Regions from separate parts of the Homo sapiens genome. Here region 2 is linked to region 1. A link is a loop called in an ENCODE intact Hi-C map of the cell type or tissue named here. Cell type or tissue: mammary epithelial cell. All regions are shown on one strand. Links, peaks and the distances in the headings refer to the core of each region. The heading gives the core; the rest is flanking DNA.

The links. Peaks named below come from ENCODE experiments on the same cell type or tissue, not always from the same donor. Only the 100,000 strongest peaks of a DNase experiment are listed, where the experiment ranks them.
Region 2: it touches region 1 in a loop (14-fold over the local background); 3 of 110 quality-filtered maps call a loop at or near these places.

Annotation. Positions count from the first base shown.
Region 1 is chr6:152,122,313-152,127,700 of GRCh38, forward strand. SYNE1 (spectrin repeat containing nuclear envelope protein 1) reads right to left here. Exons shown (of 146, transcript NM_182961.4): 146 at 1-364. The coding sequence ends at 124. It also overlaps a transcript of ESR1 not described here. Among named protein-coding and RNA genes, the nearest start is that of SYNE1-AS1, 260 kb to the right of the region's middle. In mammary epithelial cell, for the core only: a CTCF peak has its summit at 2,320 (motif pointing left); a DNase peak (open chromatin) is centred at 5,279; H3K27ac peaks cover 573 bases.
Region 2 is chr6:151,956,197-151,961,584 of GRCh38, forward strand. The region is part of intron 4 of ESR1 (estrogen receptor 1); the gene reads left to right. Among named protein-coding and RNA genes, the nearest start is that of ESR1, 150 kb to the left of the region's middle. In mammary epithelial cell, for the core only: no CTCF peak of the experiment used is centred there; a DNase peak (open chromatin) is centred at 2,325; H3K27ac peaks cover 849 bases.

The sequences.
Region 1 (5,388 bases), core at 284-5,283:
GGCTAAAGCTGCCACACCGAGGGCTTTCGCCAAGATCAAGGTCCTCTTGTTGGTAGTTTGGGATTGCTTATGACCCGATCCTCCTTATGCTACCAGCACTTCTGCAGATGGCATCTGCTTAGTTCAGAGTGGAGGAGGGCCATTCGTGTATCTGAGCATGGGGTGGAATGACCGGGCAAAGTTGTTGGAGAGGGCACAGCTGTAGTCTTCCTCTGACATTGGTACAAGGCAGGCAAGCCCGATGAGGAGGAGCAGGAGAAGCTGAAGGGGAAGAGCTGCTCGGAGGACTCTGAACAGGAAGCCGCGGCCGGACCGACCTGGCCCTGGCTCAGAAAGGGAGGAATCGGAGCCACCTTTTGTGGACCTGAGAGAAGAATGGACATAAATTACTCAGATAACTCCAGTGTCGGAGGGACGCTGCTTTTTGCCTCTGCACCTTCCTGGAAGCTAAAGGGCCATGCCAAGCACACCCCAGCCTGGCGATCAGCTGCCAGCCTTCCACAGTGTGCCCAGGTCACCCCCCACCATCAAATGAGGTTGTTGGAAACTGCACTGACAAGAAATAAACATTTAGTCAGTCAACTAAACGTAAGTAATTAGGTTCAAATTCTACTCCTTTTACCCCTTAATGTGGTGAAACATTTTCTATCAACGAAAATAACTGCTCTATACACATTCTACTAGCATGAATTAAGTAGATCCAGAATAATTAAAATGTAGATATTTGATGCAGCATATTTTTGTTTTAAGAATATCATGAACATTGTTAAGCAAAATTAGTTGCTGTCAGAATCATACCAAGTATCCCATCTAGCCATCCTGGATATGCCAAAATCCATGCAGCAAAAATAAAAACAGTCTTTGTCATTTTGCACAGACCCATAAAAGCTTCATTAATCATAGAGCATACCCTGGTTTCATCTTGCACTGAATCAGCATCAGGCCCTGACATTAGCGGGTTCCAAAGCTGTACGAACAAGGAATAGCAGTGGAGTCTGTCTACAGAACACTGGTGTTGTATGATGTAGATGCTAGGCTGATCCTATCACTGACGTCATTACTTTGGAAAATGGACACCATTTTCTGAGGAGGATGGACTGTCATCCTACAGCCCCTTCTACACTCAAAGTGACAAGTTTTTCTATTTCACTTTTATCTTCCTTTTAAACAGTGCATTAGAGATTGAGTACAGGTTTCAGAACTCTTAAGAAGGACTGCCTGGAAAATACAGAATCTGGAAGTAGATTCTGAGTTGGGTGCTACTGTTTTCTTTTTGTGAACAGCCATTACCTTTTTTTGGTTACTAGCAGAAAAGATGAAGAAAGAAATGTTGTTTACGACAGGCATTTGGTGTACACTCAGACCCATACAACATTGAATGAACAAAAATAAAAGATGTAGCCAAAAGAAACACTCCCTCACAACTAGTATAAATTCCTTAAGAGTTTTAATATCACCAAGGATAAGGACATTGTATGTGAGGCTACTGAAATAATATGAGCGTGTGAAAGCTGTATTGGTAACTGTAGGTTTGGTCCAGAAGAAAGCACTATGTTTGTAGCTCACCTATTACCTATTAATTTCTGAAGACAGACTACCCTAATATCGGTGGGGGATGCGGAGTGACACCTAAGAAAATAAATGTTAAAAACAGATAGAATCCCCTTAGAAGGGAACAGAGGGAGTATTCAAAACTCTTTTATTAAACCATCAAAGAAAAATGGGAGAGGGCTGGGCACAGTGGCTCCCGCCTGTAATCCCAGCGCTTTGGGAGGCTGAGGTTGGCGGATCACTTGAGGCCAGGAGTTCAAGCCAGCCTGGCCAACATGGTAAAAATACAAAAATTAGTCAGGCCTGGTGGCGTGTGCCTGTAGTCCCAGTCACTTGGGAGGCTGAGGCAGGAGAATCGCTTGAACCCGGGAGGCGGAGGCTGCAGTGAGCCATGATCGGAACACCACTGCACTCCATCCTGGGCAACAGAGCGAGACTCTATCTCAAAAACAGATATTGGTTCTGCAGAAACCCCAAGAAACAGGCAGCACGCAGTGTTTCTATACACTTCTTGTGGTGTAAGGAAAAATCAAATCACTGGTTTAAATTGGAAGCATGTTCTTTTCTGAAATCCACACAAGTAACGGCAGGGTAATGTAACCTTGAACAACTCACTTCATCTCTAGGTGTCAACCTCTTCACTAACCTCTTCAAATTAGCATAGATGGTCTTCTAACTTTAAAGTTTACTGTTCGATGTTTTTGTCTTCTACTGATTTGTCAGTATAAATAATCTCCCAAGAAGCCACAAGAGCTCAATCACCATCTAGTGGTCAAACTGATTAACTGCCCTTGTGCTAAGACCAATGAGTTATTCCTAATAAGCTGAGGGAAAAAAAAAGTATATTTTGTGAAAATATAGTAGAACATAAAAGAAGTATGTCATATACCTTATTAATGGAAAAGGAAAATAGAAACTTCTTGAGTTACCTGAGCATAAAATATTCATGTTGAGACAGGGCCTTAGAGAGCATCCAGTTCATCTCCTAATTTTGTAGGGGAGTAGCTAAGGACAGTTCATGTTTACTCTTCTAATTGCTAGGCAGCACTCTGAGCATTTATGTTGGGTTCTGTCATTTAATCCCCACAGCAGTCCTCTGCGGTGTGTACTTATTAACTTCATTTTACAGATGATGTGAAAGAAAGCTCAGGGAAGTGAAATAACTGGCTCAAGCTCACACAGCCAGTGGCAGAAGATTTCAACCCTGTGATTTTAACTACCAGAACCTGGAGACTCTAGACAGGCTGAATGACTTGCTTCAGATTCTACAGTTAAAGGAAGAGGCCTAGCAGGGACTCAGGCTTCCAAAATCCCTGCCCACCGCACTCTCTGCTGTGAAATGTTTTGCTGGTTGGTGATAGGAATAATGGTAATGGTAATTCAGGTCGTATTCATTTCACAGGTATCTCACATGTAGAAGCAAAGAAGAGAATCCTGAACTTGCATCCTAAAATATTTGGAAACAAGTGGTTTCCTCGTGTCTAAAGCCTCTGGTCATAAGGCCTCACAGTATCCTGCAGATCATCAAATCCGTGTGTGGACGTGGGGACATTTTGTTTTGAGGCAGTTACATGACCATGGGCAAGTAAATTAGTCTCTCTGGCCTTCAGTTTTCTCATTTGCAATGATTCAATGGTTTGCCTTAAAGTGTCTTAAGAAGGATAGGATAGCTACCCACAAACTTTGGATCAAATTTTCTTCAAAACATCCTTCCCCTGACTTTAAAATATGCCCTGGCAACCAACACTCAACACCTGTAGCTAGATGAGTTATAACAGAGTGACTGAAGAGAGCTCCCACAATTCCTAGTTATTAAATACCTGACTAATTTTCATTAGGAGACATTTAAGAACTTTAGTGATGGGAAGATTTACATATATAATTGATAGTACAATCTGACAGAGCTGAATAGCTCCTGTTTGTCAACTGTTAAATTCTTTGTGCAATTAGGTCAAAGATCAAGATCAAAACAAGGGCTGCCCATTGACCTGTTCACTCCTGAGAAAAATGGCAAACCATTGAATCATAAATCATGACAGCCAAAATAATTTTAGGATATTAATGCACCCCTCATCTTTGCAAATGAGAAAACTGAAGGCCAGAGAGACTAATTTACTTGCCCATTTTTGATAAAAATGTCACCATTTACAGAATGTGGACTCCTATGTTGGAGTCTGTTGAAGGACATGGCACATTTAACAGCATCAGAGCATTTTTTATTAAAATTTAATTTGTGCATGACTTCTAATGCTGAAGAACGCCAAGCTAGGAAGAAGTCATGGGCTGAGATGGGGACAGAGAGAACACACAATATTCAGTGACTGTCCGTGCAGCTGGCTGCCCTTGAAAATATCCGAACTATCCACTGGGAAAATGCCTGTCCCCTTGGGGTAATTACCAGAGTTTCAACATGCCCAAAGCTGCCTCATCTTCAGGGGGAACTTGTTCTAGCGATTTTAGTATCAAGAAGCTAATGGTCCCAGGGAAAGGGTTATTTTTAATATTTAGCTACTGTGCTAAAAATCACCTAAGTTTCTAGAGTCTTGGGAAATTTCATAAGGGAAAGAACAAAGGCAACTTGTTGACTACCCACTGGTCATTCTCCTCTGGTCTTATTACATACATGGATGCCAGTTTAGATTGTGTTTATATAGGAAAAATTAAATGTGTGAGCCTCCTTAAGGAACATCATCAATACAGATATATCAGATAGTTCTGTCCAGCAAAAAACGTGCTTATTTGCTACAAGTAAATTTTTATTTATTTTTCTCACTTCCCTCACTCCTTCAAATTTCCAGGTAAATAGCTGCCCAGGAGTTGCTTCATCTCTGTCCCAAAATACCTAGACAATTGCGGGATAAGGAGAATGGCAGGGAGGGAGTAGTGGCTAAAATCACACCCTTCAAAAGAAAGTGTGTAGGACACACAATTGTGAGAAGTCTGAATGCCATGCACATAGGGTATGACTCACTTTGAAAATTGTTTATAATCAAGGAAATGAAAATGAGTTAATTTCGTGCATGCATCATTTAAAGCCAAATGAGAAGAAACTTCTAATTTATTTTGTTACTTTTCGGCTAACACTGGCAGTATGTAACAGATTTATTTTGCAGAAACATCTAGATTGTCCGTGATCTTGATCCTGCCCTTATGTGTCTTGTCTTTGAAACCCAGTGTTTCCTGGATATATGGTTCAGGAGACAAGTTTCCAGAATCAAGTTAGGACCCAGGTCTTCTTTTTTTCCAAACCAAACATTCTTGCTAATCCTAAACTACCTGAGGCAGCCTGTGGTGGCCTCAGCTCTAAAACCATTGTTTAAAGGCTTCTACCCATCAATGGCCCTTCAGCAGAGTGGTACGGTTAACGGGGTAGGGTCTGGAGTCAGGGGAGACCTGGGTTCAAATCCTACATCTTTACACCTCTAATCCCCAGTGTCCTTGTCTATAAATTGGGAATATAGCCATGTCATGGGATTCTTGTGAGGGTTAAATGAGGTAAAACACATACAATGCTTAGCATGTATACAATTAAGCACTAAATAATTGAAACACATTAAGTACTAAATGAATGTCAGCAGCTTATCACTATTATCTGTATAATGATACCAAGGGTGTGCCGACTCATACCCTTAGGGGTTGGCTGGATTCGGCCTTTTCTCTCGGGAAAACATACCTGATTTATTAATAGTGCTTTCAAGCATGTGATAAATTTCTCAAACTGCCTGTCTTGTTCCCTAGAAACACCAGGAAGGCCTACCTCAAATAGCAACAGAGAAACCTATCGGAGCCTTACCCTACAGCTTTCCTTGGGGCACGGGTGAGCAATCTGCCTTAGAG
Region 2 (5,388 bases), core at 301-5,300, 170 kb before region 1:
GTGTCTTTATGGTAGAACGATATATAATCCTTTGAGTATATACCCAGTAGTGGGATTCCTTGGTTGAATGGTAGTTCTGTTTTTAGTTCTTTTAGTTCTGTGTGTGAAAACACACCAGAGAACAAAATTGACCAGATCTCTGCCTTCACAGAACGTTCATTCTACTGTACCAGTTATTTCATGAGGAATATGAATACTGTTATTACTCTCTGCCCATTTCACACATGAAGGAGCAGAAATGGAGCAGAGTTTACTAATTTATCTGTTGCAGATAGTAGCTAATTGTGTGCCAGGTGCTGTTCCAAGCATTTTACCCCTGTTAACTCAGCTGAGTGCTTTTATTTTCCCCATTGTATGCCCAACTTATGGATGACAGCACTGAGGTAGAGAAAGGTTAATAACATAGAATAGTTTAGTATTAGGGAAACAATTTGAATTCTAGGACACTTTTACTGAAACTTAGCATAGGCTAAAGAAGTGATCGTGCATGTTTAAAGAGTTGTATCATTTTATCATTATTTGACTTTCTTTTCCAAAAAAAACAACCCTTCTCCTTTCTCTCTCTTCCATGTGACAAATACATGTCTGTATACATACATATATATGTAAATATAAATATATATAAAAATATATATAAATATAAATAAATATATATATATATATATAAATATATATATATATATAAAATTTTTTTTTTTGAGATGGAGTCTCACTCTGTTGCCCAGGCTGGAGTGCAGTGGCATGATCTCGGCTCACTGTAAGCTCCGCCTCCTGGGTTCATGCCATTCTTCTGCCTCAGCCTCCCGAGTAGCTGGGACTACAGGTGCCCGCCACCACGCCCGGCTAATTTTTTGTATTTTTTAGTAGAGATGGGCTTTCACTGTGTTAGCCAGGATGGTCTCGATCTCCTGACCTCGTGATCCGCCCACCTCGGCCTCCCAAAGTGCTGGGATTACAGGTGTGAACCACCACGTGCGACCCACATGTCTGTATATTACAGCCGTTGAAGGACACAACTTTTGCCATTGGGCGACCCAGTCCCCTAGTAAGTGTTCAAAAATATTCGCTATTATCATTGTTGGTGATTTCGAGGATTTGGATATAATTAATTTGAGCCTAATTTTTTAAGACTATTACATAACTATACAAAAAAATCATGAGAGAGCCTGGAATTTTGCAAAACTAGGATAGAAACCAGTTTCTAAAAAGCATTTTAAACATTCAGCTTGTGTATTTCTTTTCACTTGTATTTTGTGATCTGCCTCCATGCTTTCATGCCTTTCTCTTCAAACAATCTTATTACCACTAACCAAAAACAATTAAAATTTGATTGTTTTGTTTTTACATGTTGTTACAGTTAAGAAAAAAAAATTCTAGGTATTGACCCCTGCCAGTTTTCGGAGTTAATACTAACTAGTGATTTGGGGCTACATTTAAGTGCTTTAAGCTATCCTACAAGCTTAAAGTAGTTATACATGCAAATACTTAAATGAATTAGGTACAAGAATACAGAGGTAAGAAATAGAATCTATTGTAGAATAAATCCTATTTCAGATGTGACTGTTTTAGGATTTGAATCAACCACATATTACAGAAAACCCCAAGATAAAGCCTTGGCATAACCAAGACAAAGTTTATTTTTTTCTCTCACATAAAATTAGTCCAGACTTATTTTACCAGTGGTATGGCAACTCCACAGTCAAAGGGACCCAAGCTCATCTGACCTTCGATTCCCTTATCCTGGGACAGGCTTACATTCTCAAGGTCGACTCCTGGCCTAATGGGGCTACTGGAGCTTCAGCCATCACACTCTGTGCTTCCTGTTATATCTACTGGTCAGAACTTCAGATACATCTGTCTAAAAGGAACGCTGAAAATACAGTCTTTAAGCTGTGCAATTGTACCTGGAATAAATGAGTTCTTTTAATAAAAAGAGTTGAATGGATATTTGGTGGGCAAATAGCAGTCCATGCTACAATAATAAACTTCACAATTTTAGAATTAGATATCTTGTAATGAATATTCTGACGTGGTGTCAACTTATACCATAGATAGATTATAACTTTGAAAAGGAATTAGAACACAATAATAATAAATTCACACTAAGGCTCTTTTGGGGAAAAAAAATCTCTACCATTTATTGAGTGTTTATTATCTTCACAACATCCCTATGAGTTAGGGATTATTTTTGTGGACATTTTACAGATAAAGAAACAGAGGCATTGAGATGATAACTAGCTTGACTAAGGAGTGGCGGAGCTCTGGGCAGTGTGGTTCCTGTGTGCCCATAAGGCCATTGCACAATGCTGCTTCATCATGTAATTCAGAAAGTATTGCAGGATGTGGCAGTTGGTCATCATGAATGTTCATTGTTATCTTGTGGCTTTGTGAAAAATTCTGGTCATTCAAACGATTTGACTGTTGAGATTCTGTGCACATGAGATTGTACTGTGTACATGTTTCTAAAAATGTGTGTTATAGATCAAAATGCACACACTCATTTACCTCTAAGAACAGTTCTTATATTGAAGGGAAATTATCTGTACGTGAGAGAACAACGTGGTTTTGAGTACAAGTGGTGAACAGACATTGAATAGTTGTTTTCAGAAAGCATCACTCCCCTGTACCTCAGAACCCAGCCTCAGTGCTGGTTGCGAGCCAACAGCTTTGATGTCCTGAAGTTTTTGCATCACTTCTCTTTTGCCCCTCTTTGGGATTCAAAGATGATAAGTTTGAAGTGGAGTTCTACCGCTTCCATTGGAAGAGAAAAAGTTTCCGTGTGTGTGTGTGTGTGTGTGCGTGTGTGTGTTTACGGAGAGGAGTTCTATGCATCTGCAGAGGGTGCTGCCATCAACAAGGAGAACAGAGTGGGATGAAGGGTTTGGGAAGCCAGGATGGGCATCTCTGACGAGCTCCAGAACTCTCCACCTAAGTGTGCAAGTGTAAACACTCCCTGATGTGTGAACTGGCCATCTCAAGACTAAGTATTTAGCAGGAAATGCCCCCTATTCAACCCTTGCCTTCTCAGGTGTAGAGGTTGGGTTGTCTCTTCCATCTTTGTTTGAATTATGTCATTAATCAACCTTAGTGAAAGATCACTTAGTCATTTGTGACAGCATAAGTTCTTAATTGTTAGGAATCACTGGTGCGGCACACATCTTTTTCTATCCATGAACAACGTCAAATGCTTATTTTCTCATGAGCTTTTATTTTTTCCTTTTAAAAAAAGTTTCTTAGGATAAACACAGCCTTTTTCCTTGTCTCTCCCTTGCCCTCTCATCTTTTTCTCAATCTTTATATTCCTATATGTCACTGAAGAGTCCCCGTGCCAACGCTGTGCAGTGGGAGGCTCCTACCTCCACCAGCTTTTGAGGAGGTTGTAGTCCTGCAACCTTAGAGGTTCCACAGCCAAGCTGGGGGTCTTTCTGGAGCATGGGTGGTGAATCTGAGATCTATGCACCCAGGAAGCCTGACACATTATTGTGGTGTCTCAATTCTTTTTTTTTTAATTAGAAAAATTGTATCAAATTGCATTTGGTGAGAGCAAAAATAAACTGAAGTTGGTTGAGCTTTGGAAGACTACAAGCCACTGTAATATTTAAGATTTCTTGACCTCCAGAACTAACATTTGTCCTGTCAGAGAAAATAATTACTCCTGTTGAGAATACATGCATTAAAGTAAGATGTTCACTACTCTATATGATCACCAAACATTAAATAATATGTTTTACACATGTATGTACTATGTGTTCAAGTGTTTATAAATCCATGGAGCCAATAGAATGTAAGTTCTATGAGGGCAGAAATTTTAATCCATTTTGTTCCTAGAACAGTTCCTGACACATACTGGTGTTAGGGGTAGGTCTTCAGATTTTATGGATCAAATGGAATCTCCACACTTAAAAAAACTTAGAGAAAAACTGCCTTAATGTGCCCATAGTCTGGTTGGAAATGGCAGCTCCAGGTTCATTGATTGCTTTGTTCATTCGGCACTTTTCACTGGACATGCTATGAGCCCAGCAGTGTTCTGGGTTTTTGGGATACACCAAGCCCTGCCTCCCCGGTGCTTAACATTCTAGTGGGGGAGACAGAAAGAAAGCAAACATGGTGGACAACTTAATTATCTATTTTTGAAAGTTGACAGGAACTGTGGACAAAAGAAAACAAGAGCTGGAGACAGCAGTGCCAGGGCAGGGTGAGGGTCAAGTTAGAGTAAGCCTCATTGAGAGATCTTTTGAGCAACACCTGAAGGAGGAGGTGAGAAAGTTAGCCATGTGGAGGGAGCAGCATTCCAGGCAAGTGGCCCACCAAGTGCAGAGTCCTGACAGCAAGAGCAGTTCTGGAATATTCTAGAAACAGGAAGAAGACCAATGTGACTAGAGCAGAGTGAGGCAGGAGTGAGAGAAAATGTGATCAGGAAAGTAAGGTCCTGTGGCCACTAAGATTTTGGCTTTTATTCTGAAGGAAATGAGGACTCATTGCAGGACTTTGAGAGCATGATCTGACTTGTCACAAGTGTTCTCTTTGTCTACTGGGTTGAGAAGACATCCAAAGGGGGCCAAAGATTGAGGCAGGGAGAGCAGCTAGGACAGGCTCTAGCAATCTAGGTGATAAATGAGGACCGATGGTGGCTCTGACAAGGGTGGTAATGGAGACATGGTGAGGAGTGACCACATTTCAAATATATCTTGAGGTAGAGCTGACAGGATTTTCCCGATGGGCTGGGCGTAGTATGTGAGAGAAAGAATTCAGTTATGGATGATTATTTTGTCCTGAACAATGATAAAAGTTGAGTCAACAACTGATATGGGGAAGTCTACAGGTGGAACAAGTTTTTGAGGAGGAAATCAGTTCAGTGTTGGCTATGTTGAATTTGAGATGTTTTTAGACCATCTGAGTGGAGAAATCTGGAGTTTAGGAGAGAGGCTGGACTTGATATGATGTTATGGGTCCTCAGCATAGAGATGATGAATGAGATTAGCAAAGTAGTGAGTGTAAAAAGGAAAGGGAAGGAGACCAAAGATTGAGCCTTGGGACAGTCAGAAAGAAGAGAGGGAACCCGCAAAGGAGATTGAAATGGAATCCATCTCACTGTGGCATCGTGAAAGACAAATGAAGATGGTATAAGATGAAAAAGTGATCAGCTGTATCAAATGCTGCTATTGGGTCAAGTAGGGTGAGAATTGATAATTTTCCATCTTGTCAAGAGCAGCCGTGATAGAGGGAGGGGGTGGAGATATACTTGGAATGAGTTCATGAAAAAATGGGAGGGAAGGGATTAGAAGCAGCAAGTATAAGCAGCTCTTTCAAAGGAGGGAGATGGGGAATGGCTACTGGGATGCCATCACATAGATAGGAAGGTGGAACCCTGTGCACTGGAGGAGGGAG